Linked DNA regions of Mus musculus: region 2 is linked to region 1. Evidence: chromatin loops called from intact Hi-C (ENCODE). Cell type or tissue: heart. All regions are shown on one strand. Links, peaks and the distances in the headings refer to the core of each region. The heading gives the core; the rest is flanking DNA. Region 1 holds the start of Gm15543 (predicted gene 15543). Region 2 holds the start of Lrmp (lymphoid-restricted membrane protein).

Region 1 (8,000 bases), core at 1-8,000:
GGAGGGAGGGATGAGGGCAGAGAGATGAGGGAGAGATGACAGGAGGGATGAATGACACTGGGATAAGGGAGCGTTGGATGAGGGGCAGAAGGACAGAGGGATGAGGGAGGGAGGGATGAAGGAGGGTAGGATGAAGGAGGGAGGGATGAGGGCAGAGGGATGAGGGAGAGATGAGGGGGGAGGGATGAGGGAGGGAGGGATGAGGGGAGGACTACCTACTGCAGTTGTTTGCACTACCCTTCTTGCTGAATGAGTATCAGAGCTGCTGTGGTACGGCTGTACCTTCATTGTCCCACCTGACGACCCTAGGGCGCTCAAAGAAGATGACGCTCTTGTGGATCTCCAGTGTGACCTCTATGGGTGGGAAGGTGACGTCTGGATCAGGTTCCTCTGTGGTGTCTGGAGGATATATAAACCTCTGCAGTCCTTCCTGGAGTATCTTTTAAGTGACCAGAGTAAGGAAAGTCAGAGGGGGTGGCAATGGCCAGACGCACTTGTCACTAAGCCTGTCACTAACAAGCTTCGCTTGTTGCCACAGGCCACCACAGAACGAGTAGGGAATATCACAGCAAAACTCACAGATGAGCAACTTAACCATAACCTCAGACCTTCCTGCGGGTCAGGCTCCCGCATGTGTTCTTCAGCGTCTACATCCCAAGCCCCGTGACAAGTCTGTGCTCAGCAGTACTGATAACCAAGGCCTCAGAGAGATTGGGAGACCTGCCAAAGACTTCAAGTTCACACTAACACTCAAGCGCCTCCCAAGGGATCCAACGTCACTGGGTCTCACATTTCAGTGAAGGACACCCAGCCATAGAAAAGACCTGCGGATGCCCCTGGAGAGGCACAGGAAGGACTGGGTGAAGGTCTCAAGCAGACAGCAGATTCCTGAGGTAAGGCAGGGCTCTGAACCATTGTAATCGGTAGAAAGAAGGCACCAAGGGAAGATGAAAAGCTTAGAAAATCCAGAAGAATATTCTCATGGAATAGATTGAAAATGTTCCACGCTTAAGTGAGCCCACGCTGTCCTCTTAGGAGCCTCAGCCGGGTGTGCAGGAGGATTCGGTGGATTCGGGGGGGGGGGGGCAAAATTCAAGAATGGATCGTTGGGTGAATTCGTGAAAACTCAGCTTCTTTCCCAGGTATTAAAAATGGGGGGGAAACACTCTTATTTTTTAAAGTTTTATTTCTCAGATATAAAATGTTTTCACTTGGGGCTATTTGTAGCTATGATGCAGAGGGTCATAGGCAGGATCAGCTTGTACACACAAAATAAAAACAAAATCAAGTTACTAAGCATTAAAATAAGTGAGGTAGGACAGTGTATGCTATGATCTCAGCACTCAGGAAGCTGAGGCAGGAGGATTATCCCTGCCCCGATGCTCTGCTAGGCACACCTGGACTAGTGTACCAGTGGTATGCCCACTCCCTTTCCTTCAGAGGTTTTAGGGATGAAGAAGGGGCCTTGGGTTCTCAGTCAACGCAGCCTACCAATGTGAAAATGGTTACCACCTGGCCATTTAATAGAAAAATATATATATATATTTTCCAAGCTCTGATGGAGACTGGCTGTATCAAGGGCTGACTGACACGCTGGGGCATTAGGACTGTAGGTTTACAAGTAAGTTAATAGGTAAGAAGTTCTCCTAGGATAAGATTAACATGCATTAGAGGCTGAGGCCATGGGAAATGAAGTAAAAGCCAGGCAATTTCACCTCGAATGGGTCCCGAAGAGTCTCCTACCTCCACTAGCACCCAGCCCTTCACAGGCTTGCACTGAGGGGGCAGCTCCAGAACATCCAGGTGGTACACGCCGCCCAGGGTAGAGAAATGGCACAAGTCCACCTTGTAGGCTTGTGAGGCTTCTGGCAATTCCACCACATTCTCTACCAGGCACAGCTGTGCTAAAAGGAACCACAGCGCAGGCTCAGAAAAGATCATAACATTGTTGCGGTCAAGAAGGATACAAAGACAAAATCCCAGGCCTGCTAAAGCTTTTTGTCTTTAGCTGCTAGACTTTGCACAAGGTTCTCAAGGTTTAAGTGGGAGCACAGTGTGTGTGTGTGTGTGTGTGTGTGTGTGTGTGTGTGTGTGTGTGTGTGTGTGTGTGTGTGTGTGTGTGTGTGTGTGTGTGTGTGTGTGTTAGGGGTAGGAAGAGCTCTGCTTACAACAAACTCTAGCATTGTAGGAGGCTACACACAATAAGTATGTATTACTGGTAAAACTATATTCCATAAAAGACAAAAAGTTTGATTAATTACTAAGTCCTTAAAACTGGACATTATCAGACCAAAAAAATAAAAATAAAAAAATCAAAAGATAAGTGGGAAGGTCATGGAGGAAAAGTAGATTTGGGGGCCATGTAAAATATGAAAGTTGGTTATTTCAACAAAATTAGACCCAGCTCAGGGAAGTGATGGACTGAGACTTTTGTGGGAACTATACAATCTAGTGACAAACACACAGACAAAAGTGGCACCTACAGTCACCATGGCAAGGAACATTCTCACCTCCACCTCCAAGACAAAGTCAGACACTCAAAAATATTACCCTGAGCAGTGGTCAGACTTAATTCGAGATATGCAGGCTGGCGGGTGTGCTGTACACGTCTAGTCCCAGTCCTCAGGGGGTACAGGCCCGAAGGTCATTACAAGCTTGAGACCTGCTTGTTCCACAGAGTGCTAGGCTGTACAATGTGACCCTGCCTCTCCCCAGGAAAGCTGACTAATATATCCTGTCCAAGTTTCTTCAACTATAAAATCCACAATGGATTTGGACTGTGTTACAGAGTTTGGAAGGGGAATGAGAGGGTAGGTGCAGAGCAGGCAGCAGGCAGCAGGCAGCAGGCAGCAGGCAGCAGGCAGCAGGCAGCAGGCAGGCAGTGAGACACAGGGATTGGTAGTGGTGTTTACTATCAGTCTGCTCCCATGCAAGAGGTACAGCAGGGCTCTCTGAATGCAACCTCTGGAGATAGGATACTGAAAGTTAACAGAAACAAGCAATAGATAGATAGATAGATAGATAGATAGATAGATAGATAGATAGATAGATAGATAGATAGATAGACAGATAAAAATTAAATCAAGTTAGGCAACTACTGGTCTCTTGTTGGTGCATGTTTAATAAACTAAACTCTTTAATTTTAAATGTATTTAATTTATAATTTATTGGCCTAAAAAGAAGCCAGAAATACTACTGTGTCTAAATTTAGAGGGTGAAGACATCTCTGACTTGGGGCTCATCATGTAGGGAATTGGGGTGTTCATGACAGAAGTTCCATAACCTACTTTATCATCCTAGATCTAGAAACAGAAACTCTTGCCTGGTATCAGCTATAGGAATGCTCCAAGGATGGGAGAAGGGATGTAGCCGGAAGGGTGGTGCGCTTGCCTAGAATGCAAAGGTCCTTGAGTTTGATCCTTGCACCACATAAAGCCTGGCACATGCTTGTGACCTGCACTTGGGGAGGTGGAGCTGGGCAGATCAGAAGTTCAAGGTCATCTTCAGCTACATAGAGTTTGAGTCTAGCCTGGGCTACTTGAGACAGTGCCTCAGAATATACAAACAACCAAATAAGAGGGTACAAAGATTTAAGCATGGCAAATATGCTTAGAATACACAGAACAGGTCACTGAGAAGGAAGAGCAGTGATAGTTGAGAGGACAGACATCATCAGACAGACACCAGACTTGTGAGATCATGTCCACCTTGTCAGGCTGCATCCAGTGACACCTGCCAGGACAAGACAGTAAAGGGTTCAGGCATGTGTTCATCCAGGTGTGTGCTCTCGTGAGTGTTCATTGCAACAGTGAGTACAGAGAAGAAATCAGTTATGATCTCACTAGCAACAGAAATTTAAATATTGTTCCCTGGGCTGGAGAGATGGTTCAGCAGTTAAGAGCACTGACTGCTCTTCCAGAGATCCTGAGTTCAAATCCCAACACCCACATGGTGGCTCACAACCATCTGTTATGGGCATCCAATGCCCTTTTCTGGTGTGTCTGAAGACAATGACAGTGTGCCCATATACATGACATAAATAAATATTCCCTTGTTTGGGTTGAATTATGAAGCTACTTTAATTGATGAGGCAGGTTACCAATGCATTCTGGGATCAGTGCTGAACGTCATTTGTCTGGAACATATTTTTTCCCTAAGTACATAACTTAATATTGAGTAGAAAAGTATGATTATTGATTATTGACAGTTTTTTTTTTTGTCTGAGAGGGACTGTGGAGGATTTGTGCTTCAAACATATTTCACTCTACAATGGCCTTGCCTTACTTTTCTGTGAAGGAAGCCTCCATTACACACCGAGGGTGGGGACAGAATACCTGCTAAGACTGCTTCACTCAGCAGCTTCATCTCCAGTTCAAGTTGGGTGGTTTGGGAATCCTCCCCTTCAGAGTCGGAAGTCTGCAATAGAAGAATGGCTGGCAGTGAGCATCAACATCCTCAGAAATTATTCTCTAAATGCAACAGGAGGGTATTGGTCCGTAAAATAGCCTAGAGACCAGGGTGAGGCTCTGTCTCAAAAAGCCAAACCAAAAGGACAACAAAACCAGCAGCAGGAACAGCGGCAGCAGCAGCAGGAATGGCTTTTTTAGCACTTAGCCTAAATGCTGTCACTTCAGGGACAGTCTCTGGCCTGTTGATTTGATTTGTGCGTATTTTGTCTCTTGATCACCCTATGCAATCTTTTCAGTACACATGCTGGTGTATATCCAGAATATAGTAGGCTGTCACCCCTCTACAAGGCTGCTCATTAGAGACAAGTCAGTAGACTGGGAGGTGGCCCAGCTGGCAAAGTGCCTGCCTAGCATGCAGGAGGATGGGGTTCAAGCCCCCAGCCCTGCATAAAACAGGGTGATGGTTTTTGTCTGTGATCCCAGCACTCTGGTGGAGGCAGGAGGATCAAAAGTCCAAGGCCATTCTCAGGTACACAGCCATTTGAGGCCAGCTGGGTTACATAAGATGCTGTGTCAAACCCCCTAAATCCAGAGAAACAACAACAAAGCAAACAAACAAAGCCCCCAAGATCATTCAATGGTAGAACCCTGAGGCCACATGGAGTCTTAGGTTCACTCTCTAGGACCAAACAGACACAACCAAAGAAAGGCAACATCAGGCTGAGTTTCTTATAGCAGATTTCACCTGAGAGTTAGACTGTGTGTGTGTGTGTGTGTGTGTGTGTGTGTGTGTGTGTGTGTGTGTGTGTGTGTGTGTGTGTGTGTATGCGTGTGTAGTATGAGCATGTTTGGGCATGTATGCCTCTGTGTGAATGTAATGTGTGTATACACATTCAGGCATGCACATGTGTGCATGCATGCTCTTGAGTGTACATGTGGAATTTTCTTATGCATGCTTGTTCAGTTTTTCTTTTGGAAGGACTGGGGATTTAAGCCAGGGCCTCATCCACACCGGCCAAGCATCTGTCGCTGAGTTACATTTCCAGGCCAGTTCAGTCCCTTAATGAGAGAGACACTTCGAAACTTAACTTTCAATTCAAAGACCCATGTCCATCTATCTGCTTGTTCCTCAGGGTAGTAAAATATTTTTGAAACTACTATTTTAAATGTTCTACTTTGAATAATTTCTCATTAATTATGCCCTACTCAAATTAGCCCTTTCTAAACATGTTGTGCTATAAACAACTTAGAATGTTTATGGTATTTTAAAATATATTAAACATTTAAATATTTTTATTGTTAAATATTTTTTTAAATATTTACAATATTTTTAAAAGCCATTCAAATCAATTAAGAGTCGGTATTAAGAGCCCTCTAGTGGCCAACTTCTTAATAAGCTCATGAAAAAAGAAACCTACACTGTCATTTAATGTCAGAGAATTTTCAATTTACATTACTCTTCACTCTCAACTTGACTAGATCCCACCCTGAACATGGACTTGCGATTCTGTGAGATGATGTCACAACCTAAACAGAAAGAGAAGAGAGAGAGAGCTGAACATGGACGTTCACAGTCTCTGCTGTCTGGCTGCAGAAACCCCGTGTATCGCTACCTCGCGCTCCCGCTGCTCCCGTGATACACTGCATCCCGTCATGCCATGAACCTATACAATCCCTTCTTTCCCTAAGTTGTCTCTGCCTGCTATTTGCCACATCAGTGAAAAATGAAAGTACATAGAAAACGCAGTATTGAGGCGCAGCGATGTCACTGCGAGCAACCTGGCCACGTGATCATAGCTTTGTCACCGCGAGCAACCTGGCCGCATGATCATAGCTGTCACCGAGCATCCTAGCCACGTGATCACAGCTTTGTCACCATGAGCATCCTGGTCGCGCGACCATAGTTTTAGAACTGATTTGGGGCGAATACGGAAACAGCCTAGAGCCATAAGCCACAAGAGCCCTAGAATTCTGTAAGCAAGAGCTCAGTGGCTGTCCGGGTGGAAGTTTGGTAGAAGACAATAATGAGAAATCAGTAGAGTGTATGGCTTTTCAGACAGGGTACAGCATGAGGCTTCAGAGAGGAAGAGGAGGAGGAGGAGGAGGAGGAGGAGGAGGAGGAGGAGGAGGAGGAGGAGGAGGAGGAGGAGGAGGAGGAGGAGCCGTTGTCCTGGGAACTAGGCTAGAAGCTGATGATGTCATATCCTGGCATAGGATTTCCTAAAAGTTTGAATGAGGCTGGATCCAAAAGTACTGAACTACATTGACATTTTAAGACAGAAACAGCCAGGCTGGTTGTGGTCACTGCTCACAGTGCTTAGATTCATAGTGAGGGGGTAGAGGGCTTTAAGTAATGTCCAGTTTGGCGAGGAAAGGGGTGAGTCTAAAGGTACAGGTGAGGAGGGTGGCAGCCCCTCTATGCTAAAACTCTCAGAGCCATTAACGGAAAATTGGGACAAGTGGGGGTGGGGGTAGGGTGCAACAGAGAGCAAGACCCCACCCATCAAAGGCTCTAACTCAGATCCTGCCTGGGCACTTTTGCCTCTGTGGACATCCTGCACATGTCCTCCTTACCATGTCAAGTGCTGTCAGGCTGGAGGTATGACAGCAACAGCACACATGCCTAATATGTTGAGAGGGGGCCTCCTGGAAATGGCCCCTCTCTCATCTCCCCACATTCTCAGTGTAAAGTGTTTCCTATCCCAACTCCCAGCCTGCCTTCACAAGCTCTGGGAAAGCGTATGAGGCTCCTGGCAACTGCCTGCTTCGGGGTTCTGAGATCTATCTGGGTATGCCACAGGATGCTCCGCCAATCATCACACCAACTGGAATCTACCCAGGGCAGCATTCAATGGTAATAGAAAGCAGACAGGCGTGGTTAGCCACATTCTCTAAGGCCATTAAGACTAAGTCAGGATTAAGCGTGGTCCTTCCAAGTTCAGAGAGTAAGTCAAACACCTGCTGGGACAGGTGTGAGACCCTAACACACACAGGTCCTGCCGCTGTTGTTATGAATTCACAGGCTTACGCTTTTAATGTAAAGTATTTCCAGGATCCGGGGATTGCTCAGAGCAGGCAAGAGCACGTGCTGTCCTTCCAGAGGGCCTGAGTTGTTTCTCAGAACCTGAATGAAGCAGCTCAAACTCACCTGCGCCTTCAGCCCCAGGGGCTGCTATGCCCTCCCTGGCCGCCCCTGACACTGCACTCATGGGCACAACCCCACCAACTAAAACCAACACTGTTTTATGAAAACTGTTTCCTAAGTGACCTACATTAACAGAATGGCAAACTGCAACTCCATGAGGCCACCCTGACGGATCCCTAGATACAAGATGGAATGCTTTAGTTTGCAAATTCAACCCATGGTTCAAATTACAGTTTCTAAGTTCTGTCATTTTGCAGTTTTTAAGTTAATGCAATTCTTATGTAAGACACTGGTAGATTTACATCAAATATTAACTATGATCAAGCCACTTGATGCAGAGTGGAGAATCGTCCAACACCCCGACAGGCCAGGAACGCTGCGGAGTCTCTTGTCAGTCACGTCCGTGATGACGGTTCACTTGCTCTGTTCTGACTGCGACTCCTGTG
Region 2 (9,155 bases), core at 523-8,522, 63 kb before region 1:
TAGTGAAATTTCCTGAGGGAGAAAAATCTTCAAAGATTTAACATCCGTTTCATATCTTTAATGATGGTACCATGTAAGTCTTGAAGAGCTATTTCAATGTCTTCTATAATTCATAAAATCCATGAGTGTCATTATCTTCTAGATGAATGCACATCAGTAGTGGAGATTTTTATTATTAAATATGAACTTCTGATGGCCTTTAAAGTCCTATTACTTTCTTTCAGACTATGATAGGCAGGCACTCTTGGGGTTATTTCTAAAGCTAATGTCTTTGGGGGGGAAACTATTATGGAGCTTTTGGGGATCCCACTTTGGGAGATACGTGGGAAAGGTGACCTTTAAAGGTGACTTTTTATAGGCAGGTAAGGAAGTGACATTTATATATCCTGCTAGCCTGGTGCTCCTGGCTACAGTTAACAATTGAAAGCACAGTGTACTTACATATAAGAATAAATATAATAAATGATTCTTTGGGCCAGAGCGAGCAGGGCCAGAGCTAGCAGAGGTCCTGAGTTCAATTCCCAGCAACCACATGAAGACTCACAACCATCTGTACAGCTACAGTGTACTCATGTACATAAAGTAAATAAATCTTTAAAAAAATGTCCATACTGATCGAGGTCATTCATAGATTCACTGCAATGCCATCTCAGTGGAGGCTTTATAGAGGTAGCATTTTTTAAAAATTCCTGTGGAACCACAAAACAAACAAACAAACAAACAAACAAACAACCCTGACTAGTTGAAAGCTTGAGAAAGAAAGATGGAGGAATTATCCTTCCTGATTTCAAAAACGGTTACAAAACTGTAGAAACCAAACACAGAACTGTGTAGCCCTGAGACATGCAGGCAGGTGAGCAGAGCAAAGAGTCTAGAAAATAAATAGATAGATAAGTAAATAAGTAAGTAAATAAATAAATAAATCCCACACCTGTGTGCACAGCTCATCTCTGACATGACCATGAAGAGTTCTCCATGACCATGAAGAAGGCATCCACAGAGAAGGGAGGTACTAATGGCATCTTTCACTGTGTGCAGAAGTCAACCCTTTGAAAGGCTTAAACACTTACTATATATAAGATCTGGCTGGGCAGTGGTGGTGCACGTCTTTAATCCCAGCACTTGGAAGGCAGAGGCAGGTGGATTTCTGAGTTGGAGGCCAGCCTGGTCTAGAGAGTGAGTTCCAGGACAGCCAGGGCTACACAGAGAAACCCTGTTTCAAACAAACAAAAACAACAACAAACCCAAAAAACAAAAAACAAAAAGATCTGGAACTCTAAATCACCCAGAAGAAAGCAGAACTGTTTTGACAAGATTTCTTGGGTAAGACACCAAAAGTCCAGGCACAGTAAGCGAGACCACATCAGACACGGGATCTCCTACAATAAGTGAGATTAAGAGAAGCATGGTGTTCAGAATGGGAGAAATACTGGAGAATCCTATATCAGATATGGACTTAGCATTTTAATATATAAGGAACACTAAGGACTACATTAAAATACACACACATACACGCGTGCACACACTGGCTTTAAAATGGTCGGGTGAGATGGCCCGCTCTCACAGAGGACCCAGGTTCAGTTTTCAGCATCCATCCACACAGAGGCTCATAACCGTCCCCATCTCTGATTCCAGAGGATCTGATGCCCTCTCTGGCCTCTGTAGGCAGCAGATATGCATATTGTGCACATACCCGCACGCGTGGAAAATGGACACAAGTGTACTGTTGCATTTCATAAAAAGCAAGATGCAGAAACAGCCCAGATGTGTGTCTAGATGTGAATGGATGAAGGTAAGGAGGCGGCTAAGACATGGGAGCTTCACAGCAGTCCATTCACAGATGAGTGGATAAAATGTATCAATCTTGGGTAACAATCTTATTCAACCTTAAGGGAGTTCTACCGCATATGGCAGCATGGATGAACCCAGAGGATGTTAGGCCTCCAGTCATGGAGGATGGGGAATCTGAAACAGCTTAAGCCTCCAAAAGGCAGAGAGTAGGGTGGCTACAGGCTGAGGAGAAGAAGGCAGAGTTACTTTTCATCAGGTGTAAAGCTTAGGCCATTGTGACAAGTGACCTCCTGACATCTGCTGCATGACACAGTACCTGTTATTAACAATACCATATCCTACATTTAACCGTACTGTACACACTGTACCTAACAGTACTGTATACACTCTGACATTGGCAACACCATACATGATGTAGTTAACAATACCATACACACAAACAGTACGAGCATAGAACTGGGCTGTAGACAGTTTGGCTGGCAGCAATGCCAGCTTAGCATGCTCAAAGCCCTGGGTTCAAGTCCAGTCTTTGTACTGAATAAATTAGACTTAGTGGTTGTCTCAGCAAATAGTTAAAATTCTGCTTTATACTCCTGGTAGGTTCGCGTTAGCTTTTTGCTCACGTTGGTTTATTTTTAATATACCTTACCTAGATAAATGGCACTTAAACTGCCCCGAAGCTAGCATACACTCCCTTCTGATATTCCTGAGTTAACACTTACTAAATATATATTTTATCTTTGCTGTCCAAGACCCTTCTGGGCAGCCCTTCTGGGGCTGCTTTCCCCCTCGTACCTACATTTCAGCCTGCTCTCCCCCCTGCTCCTTCCTGGCATAGTCTGTCCTATGCCCTTCTCATGGTGGGATCCCTTCTTCCTCCTCCTCTCTTACTCTGGAATTCTAAAAGTCCCGCCTCTGTCTCCTTGCCCAGTCATTGGCCACTGGCAACTTTATTTTCCAATCAGAGCCAGCTGGGGGTAGGCTTCCTTTAGCCTACATGCAGGACACTGCAAACAGGTTTTTGGGTAACATAAATTAGCATGAGAGCACAAGCTGCTCTAGGTGGTGGATGTGTGTAATTCCAACTCTAGGGAGGTAGAGGAAGGAGGACCAGAAGTTCTCAGCTACATAGAAAATTAGAGACCAGCCTGGGGTATATGAGATCCTATCTCAAAAGAGCATTACCTCTTTTAGTAAGAACTATAAATATTTAAGAGTGTAGATTTCAATATACATTGTTCATATTGTTTTAGCGCCATTACAGAGCATAAGCGACTGTAGGCGGTCGCGCAAGCAGCTTTGGGGAATGCCTCTATATACAAAACGATGCTGAAAGGGCCGTGGTCCTTCTTGCTTCTGATGTTATAAGCAGTGCTGTTTTATGCAGGCACACAGTTAGGCTTTAACTGCAAGGAGCCTGGGACTGATGGCTGTCTTCCCTCTACCCCCCCCCCCCACTTTGATCCTAATTCAAAATGGGTGGGCCCAGTGGGTTAAGGTTTGTACTCAAGCAGTTCCTGGTAACCACTGAGTCATCAGTACGCCACAGATTAGTCTTGCTGGCTAGCGGAGAGTGGGAGCCAAATGAGAAGTGCTAAAGGCTCAAGGACATTTGTGGTGGGAGATAAGAGGTAGAGAATGACCTCTGAGTTCACAGTGGGAATATCCAGTGAGTTTCCAGCTGTGTTGGGGGAGATACTTCCGGTACTAAAGCTCTGCCCGTTTCCTATGATTGACAGTCCAAAGGAGAAAGGTTAACGAAACAAAGACGCATTTCCCTCCGCACCCACTTTCCTCTAAATAGCTCGTGTTGGTGTGTAAAAACTAAACTTGTCACCCTGCTCCCAATGTAGAACATCCTACTTGTGTGCCGCAGGTGTCACAGCGAGCTCGTGGGGAGCCAGTCATGCCACGTGCTCATCCGAAACAGCCCGAGGAAGCTGTGGAGTTGATTGTGAGCTCTGGGGTTGCTTTACTCAAGAGCCTGTATTTCTAAATGCTTTCATTTTTTCAGGTCCTCTCTAAAGAAGTTTGAGTTCCTCACAGTTTCTCAGAGTGACTTGTGACTGAAGTGTCACTGAAAGCTCAGGGTGTTTCTGTCGTTCCCTCCACACACCCCCTCCCCCCCTTTCTTTTTTTAAAATTTCGACTTCATTCAGAAACCATTAGACATTGCTAAGCGGCTGCAAGATGTGCCCACTAGGAAGAAGGTCCATAGCCAGAGAGCACATAGAGCCAGGGGTCCGGAGGCCTTGGCAATATGAAACTCAGGGATATCACCTCAGATGTCCTTAAAATGTGAAGCAAAAATGGAGGAGGGGGAAAAAAGGAACTATTCAATTGTCCCAGGAGGCTGGCCTTTAGCCTGCGCAGAGGAAGTGCAGGGCGCAAGGGTGCAGGGGTGCAGGGGTGCAGAGGAGGCGGTGTTAACAGCCTTCTGGTGAAAGAGGGGAGTACAGAAAGCTTAAGTTGCTTCTAGGGACTCTCTGGGTGGAAGGATCTGGGCCTGCTGCGCCCGCCCGTGCAAACAGAATTGCAGAAGTTGAGCCTACGCTTATCATTTCCCTGAGAAGAAAAGCATATTTCCAGTTTCCTGTGCCTAAGAACAAGCATCCAGCGCCCTTCCCGCGGCTCAAACCCAGGCTGACCTGTGCATATGGGTCAGGGGGATCAGGATGGGGCCTGCGCATGAGGCAAGCCTCTGCTACAAGAACTAGAGGAAGCGATTCCAGAAGGAGATCACAGTCCCCAGCACTACTCAGACTCAGGAGCTGAAGACCAGGGGCGTTCAGTGTAAGTAGCTCATTCTACTCTGGTTCATGTCGCCCAGGATGAGGAGGAAGAGCCTCTGCCGCTTTCCTGGATCCCAGCTGCTGGGTTAGCCAGTGGAAGGGTTAGCTAGCATCGCTCGCTCTCGCTCCCGGGATCTCAGCCTCTGGCCAGGGCCATAGACCCCTCCCCTGCTCCCCGCACCCCAGGCTGTTGCTAGATTTGTCTATGGCTATCTTTCCGTTTAAAATGAAACAGAGCTGGGGCTTACTTAGCTCAGAGGCAACTTACCCTTGTGTGCAAGAGTGTGTATCAATATTAAACACATGTAAACTTGCTTTAAAATTTTTAATGTGTTCTTAATATAAATGTGTGTGTGTATGTATGGATATATATGCACACTTTAGTTTTGTTTTTGAGACAGGGTCTCACTGTGTAGTTCTGACTGACCTAAAACTCTCTGTAGACTATGCTCACCTCAAACTCACAGAGATCTACCTGCTTCTGCCTCCAGAGTGCTGGGGTTAAACTGTGTGCGTTCCTCTGCTCAAATATACTTTACCTTTGAAACGGGTATTTAGAATTTTGTGTGCCAGCCAAAGGCCTATTATGAGCATTTACCAAGAATAATGTGAGAAGACAAGTGTCAAATTACAAATGTCAGGCTATTTATAAACCTGCTTTATTCTACAAAGATGAAATGGAAATTGTAAAGCTTGCGTGCCTCGCCGTTTACCGGACAGCTGCTTTTGTTCAGTGAACTTCTTAATTTAGTGGGACAGATTTTTTTTTTCCAGACATAAGAGTTCATTTATCTCGTGACCCAAATGGTGCTTGGTCTGGGTTTATTGTGAATTTCTGTACCTTTTTCACTGTTGGCCTGAGGAAGTGGCTGAGGCGTTTAAGGAATTGCTTCCTTTTAGAATAGCAACATTGTTCAATATTTTATTGTTACTGTCTTGGTTTGTACAGCTCACTGGTTTTCAATGTTTCAGAAAGCAATAAAAACTGTTCTTTAAATCAGGGAGGGTACAGTGTTGTCATTGCTCAGGAGGCTTTGGAGAAGGGTCTCTTGTGAGAAGAGCTACCCTGTGGAGGCACCGATAAGCAGCTGCGCCCAGTTTGGTGCTTCAGAGCCCATGCTCAGAGCACTAACCCACCGGCCACTTACATCTGTCTTTTGATGAAATTGATATTACATCTCAGTGTTTTGTGAGCAAGTAAGAATTTGGGTCCCCCTTCTCAAGGGTTCCCTGTGGCATCTGAGCAGGAGTGTCTACAGTTATGACACATCCCAAAGGCCATTGTGGGGTTCCTTGCTGGTTATGGTCCTCCAGCCCAGCCTCCAGAGACAATTGGTTGGAATGGTATTAGAAGCGCTTTTTTTTTTTTTTTTTTTTTCATGTGTGGACTTCCTTCCTCAATGCACCTGCTCTCGAGCTACCAGAATTCATGGAACACATGTAGATGGGTGTATTTTGCCTGCCCAGAGAAGGCACACCTATGGGTTTTTGCTCAAGACCATGTCTTTACATGAAGGTCTCTCTCAACACCTGTGAAAATCAACTTTTGGGCAAAGAGAGCAGTTCACATTTTCACAATGCTCTACATAGCAGGTCGACTTGGGACAGCAAAGAGTGAGGATAGTAGCCACACACACACACACATACACATCCCCCACCGCCACCCAGGCCTCTCGAGTTCTGAGTCAGACACTTGAATTATGAGTCGGAAAGAAAGGTATTCAAATGTCCTCAGCTGTTCTGAAACTCTTGAGCTAGGTGAATAAATTAGCAACTGTTCTGACCCATCTCAAATTCATGTGCCAGCTGTGGGAAGATGGGATTGGTTTTCCAGATGAGCAGGCCAATGCCCACAACAGAGAATAAGGAAGTGGTTAGTCACATTTGATTCGGCATCTGAACAGTATTGAAGAACCTAGTCAGGGTATTATTTGGCAGCAGGTCGGGCTGGCCTGTGAGCTGATTGTGCCCACTTGCCTCTAAGGTGGAGCGCACCTTCCTGCTGTAGCTTGCCTGAATGGTTACTTATATATATATATTTTTTAACATTGTATCTATCCTGAGGCCACCTGCATGTTTAACGCTTTCTTCCTGGATTGTATACAAGTATCTTGTGTTGATAGGCAGTATTGGGCATCTGTATCTCTGTTATTGTTATTCATTTTATATGTATTATTATTTTCCCACATGTACGTCTGAGCCCCAGTATGTATTTGATACCTGAGGAAGCCAGATGAGGATGTTGGCACTCCTGGAACTGGGTATATATATATATATATATATATATATATATGGTTGTAAACTGTTAGGTTGTGCTGGGAATCTAACCCATGTCCTCTGGAAGAACAAGTGCTCTTAACTGCTGAGCCATCTCTCTATCCCCTTGTTTGATTTTTTTTTTTTTTTGAGACAGGGTCTTACGTAGTCCAGACTGGCCTGGAAATGGTTAAGTAGCCAATATGACCTTAAATTCCCCATCTTCTGTGTCATCCTCCTGGGTGTAATTGCTAGGATTACAGGTTTGTGCCACCATGGCAATACTGGGCTATCAGCAGATACTTTGAAAAGGAAATGTCAAAGCATTCTTAGATGGAGGTCAGGCATATAACATAGTCAAGGCTTCTTATCTATAGGAAACACAGATGAGAGCTAATCTGGGCTCTCATGATGCCACTTGACAGACCACAAGAGGACTCCTTTGGGGGGAATCCTGAGAAGAGCCTGTCTTGTATTTTTTTTTTTAACAGTGTCTGCATGTGTATGCCACAGGTTGAGGGAGGCTTTCCACTAAACTGTTTCACTGAAACCTCTTCTTGATGGCCTCTCTGTGGAGGATGTGAGCAAGTGAGAAGGGACCACCTGAAGACTCTGAGGACAGATAACGGGTGACAATCACATGCCCTGCATCAGCAGAAACTGGAGGGATGTCAAGGAAGGAACAGGCATCTGGGTGACTGAGACACACACAGATAAAAGGCCCTGGGGGCTGAATGTGACAGTCCATGCCCATGTCCCAGTTCTGAAAGTCATGAGGGGATAACTTGAGCTTCTTAGAAAGGCATTGTCTCAAAAATAAACAAATGAAAGATGCAAAAGGATGGGTGAATGAGGAAACAAAGACAAGGAGAGTTTGCTCAGCACTTCTGATGGGGTTGAGGGACAAGCTTTCCCAAATGCAGATACAGATATGGAGCTGATGTAATGGTTCAGGATGCAAAGGCTCTTGCCACCAGGTCCTACACCCTGAGTGTGATTCCTAGAACTAAGATAGCAAAAGAAAAAAAAATCCCCACAAGATGTCCTCTGACTTCTACATGCATACCGTGACATGTGTGCTCACACACAAAACGCACACACATACCACAGGCATGTATGCATCTGCATGCAGAATGAATAAATATAAAGAAAAATGCAGGTGTAGGTGAGATAAGCAGATGATGTAGTATGGTGGCTTAAGGACACCGAGCTTAATGTCAAACTAGCCTGTGTTAAGAATCCAAGTCTGCAAGAGCACCTGCCAAAACTGGGCAAGTCACCTGACCTCTCGGAGTCTGTCCTTCATGGAAGGCTGCTTCCGGGAACACATGCACTACAGCGACGAGATGCATCCGGAGTGTTGGGCTGGAGCAGGCTTCCCTCCTTCACAATTGGTGTGTGGAATGACATGCTCTGTTATCTCACCAGTCTGGCTAACTAGGATTAGAGTGCCAGGCTTTGCAGCAGAAAAGCCCTGAAGCCTGTGGCTGCCAAGCAGGCAGCAGAAGCCTTTTCAGCCACCTTTGAGAAAGTCACACACACATGTCTGTGCCTGGGTCCTCCTCCCAGCCTCTCAGCTCCCCACGGGTTGGGGCTGGGGGACAGATCTGTGTTTACCTCCACAGCCCAGTGCCTCAGAACTCCCCTGCCTCTGCCCTTCCTTGGCACCAGACCAGTGGCACTGACATTTCTGTAACTTTAGAGTGTGTCTGACATCCTTCCAGGCCTTCTGAACAGGCTCGTGTTATCTCCCTGGCTCCTAGCAACTGAGTAGTTTTCTTACTGTGCAGGTGACAGTCGCACACATTTTTAAGTGGTTTCTTCCTAACCCTGAGTAGCACACAAGCCTTGCATTTTCTTTGTTTGTTATCTATTATGTTTATTATTGTTACTTTATTATTTATTTTTTGCATGTGTGTGTATGTGCACATGAATGCAGGTGTCCTTAAAGGCATAGGGGGTGGGTCCTCCTGAAGCTGAAGTTACAGGTAGTTAAAAGCCTCCTGACATGTGTGCTGGGACCCAACTCAGGTCCTCTGAAAGAGCAGCAAGCATTCTCAAGTGATAGACATTATTATTATTATTATTATATTTTAAATTCTGAAATAATATAATTACATCATTTCTTCCTTCCTTTCCTCCCTCAAAACCTTCCCATATACTTCCCCTTTCTTACTGTCAAATTCATGATCTCTTTTTTATTAATTGTTGCTACACGTACGTGCATGCATGTGTGCACACATGAATTCAGTTGCTTTCAGAGTCCAGAAGAAGGCATTAGATCCCCTTGAGCTACAATTACTGGTGTTTATGTAC

Evidence for each region. A loop is a pair of places that touch in the nucleus more often than their neighbours do. Peaks named below come from ENCODE experiments on the same cell type or tissue, not always from the same donor. Only the 100,000 strongest peaks of a DNase experiment are listed, where the experiment ranks them.
Region 2: it touches region 1 in a loop (5-fold over the local background); 7 of 42 quality-filtered maps call a loop at or near these places.

The regions. Positions count from the first base shown.
Region 1 is chr6:145,181,477-145,189,476 of GRCm38, forward strand. Casc1 (cancer susceptibility candidate 1) reads right to left here. Exons shown (of 16, transcript NM_177222.4): 10 at 4,335-4,416; 11 at 1,744-1,904; 12 at 283-439. Gm15543 (predicted gene 15543) reads left to right here and starts at 799. Exons shown (of 2, transcript NR_157240.1): 1 at 799-893; 2 at 5,889-6,154. In heart, for the core only: CTCF peaks have their summits at 5,802 (motif pointing left) and 6,017; a DNase peak (open chromatin) is centred at 735; H3K4me3 peaks cover 1,356 bases; H3K27ac peaks cover 978 bases; H3K27me3 peaks cover 747 bases.
Region 2 is chr6:145,117,523-145,126,677 of GRCm38, forward strand. It overlaps Lrmp (lymphoid-restricted membrane protein), which reads left to right and starts at 4,247. Exons shown (of 19, transcript NM_008511.4): 1 at 4,247-4,584. In heart, for the core only: no CTCF peak of the experiment used is centred there; DNase peaks (open chromatin) are centred at 3,499, 4,209 and 8,389; H3K4me3 peaks cover 258 bases; H3K27ac peaks cover 2,858 bases.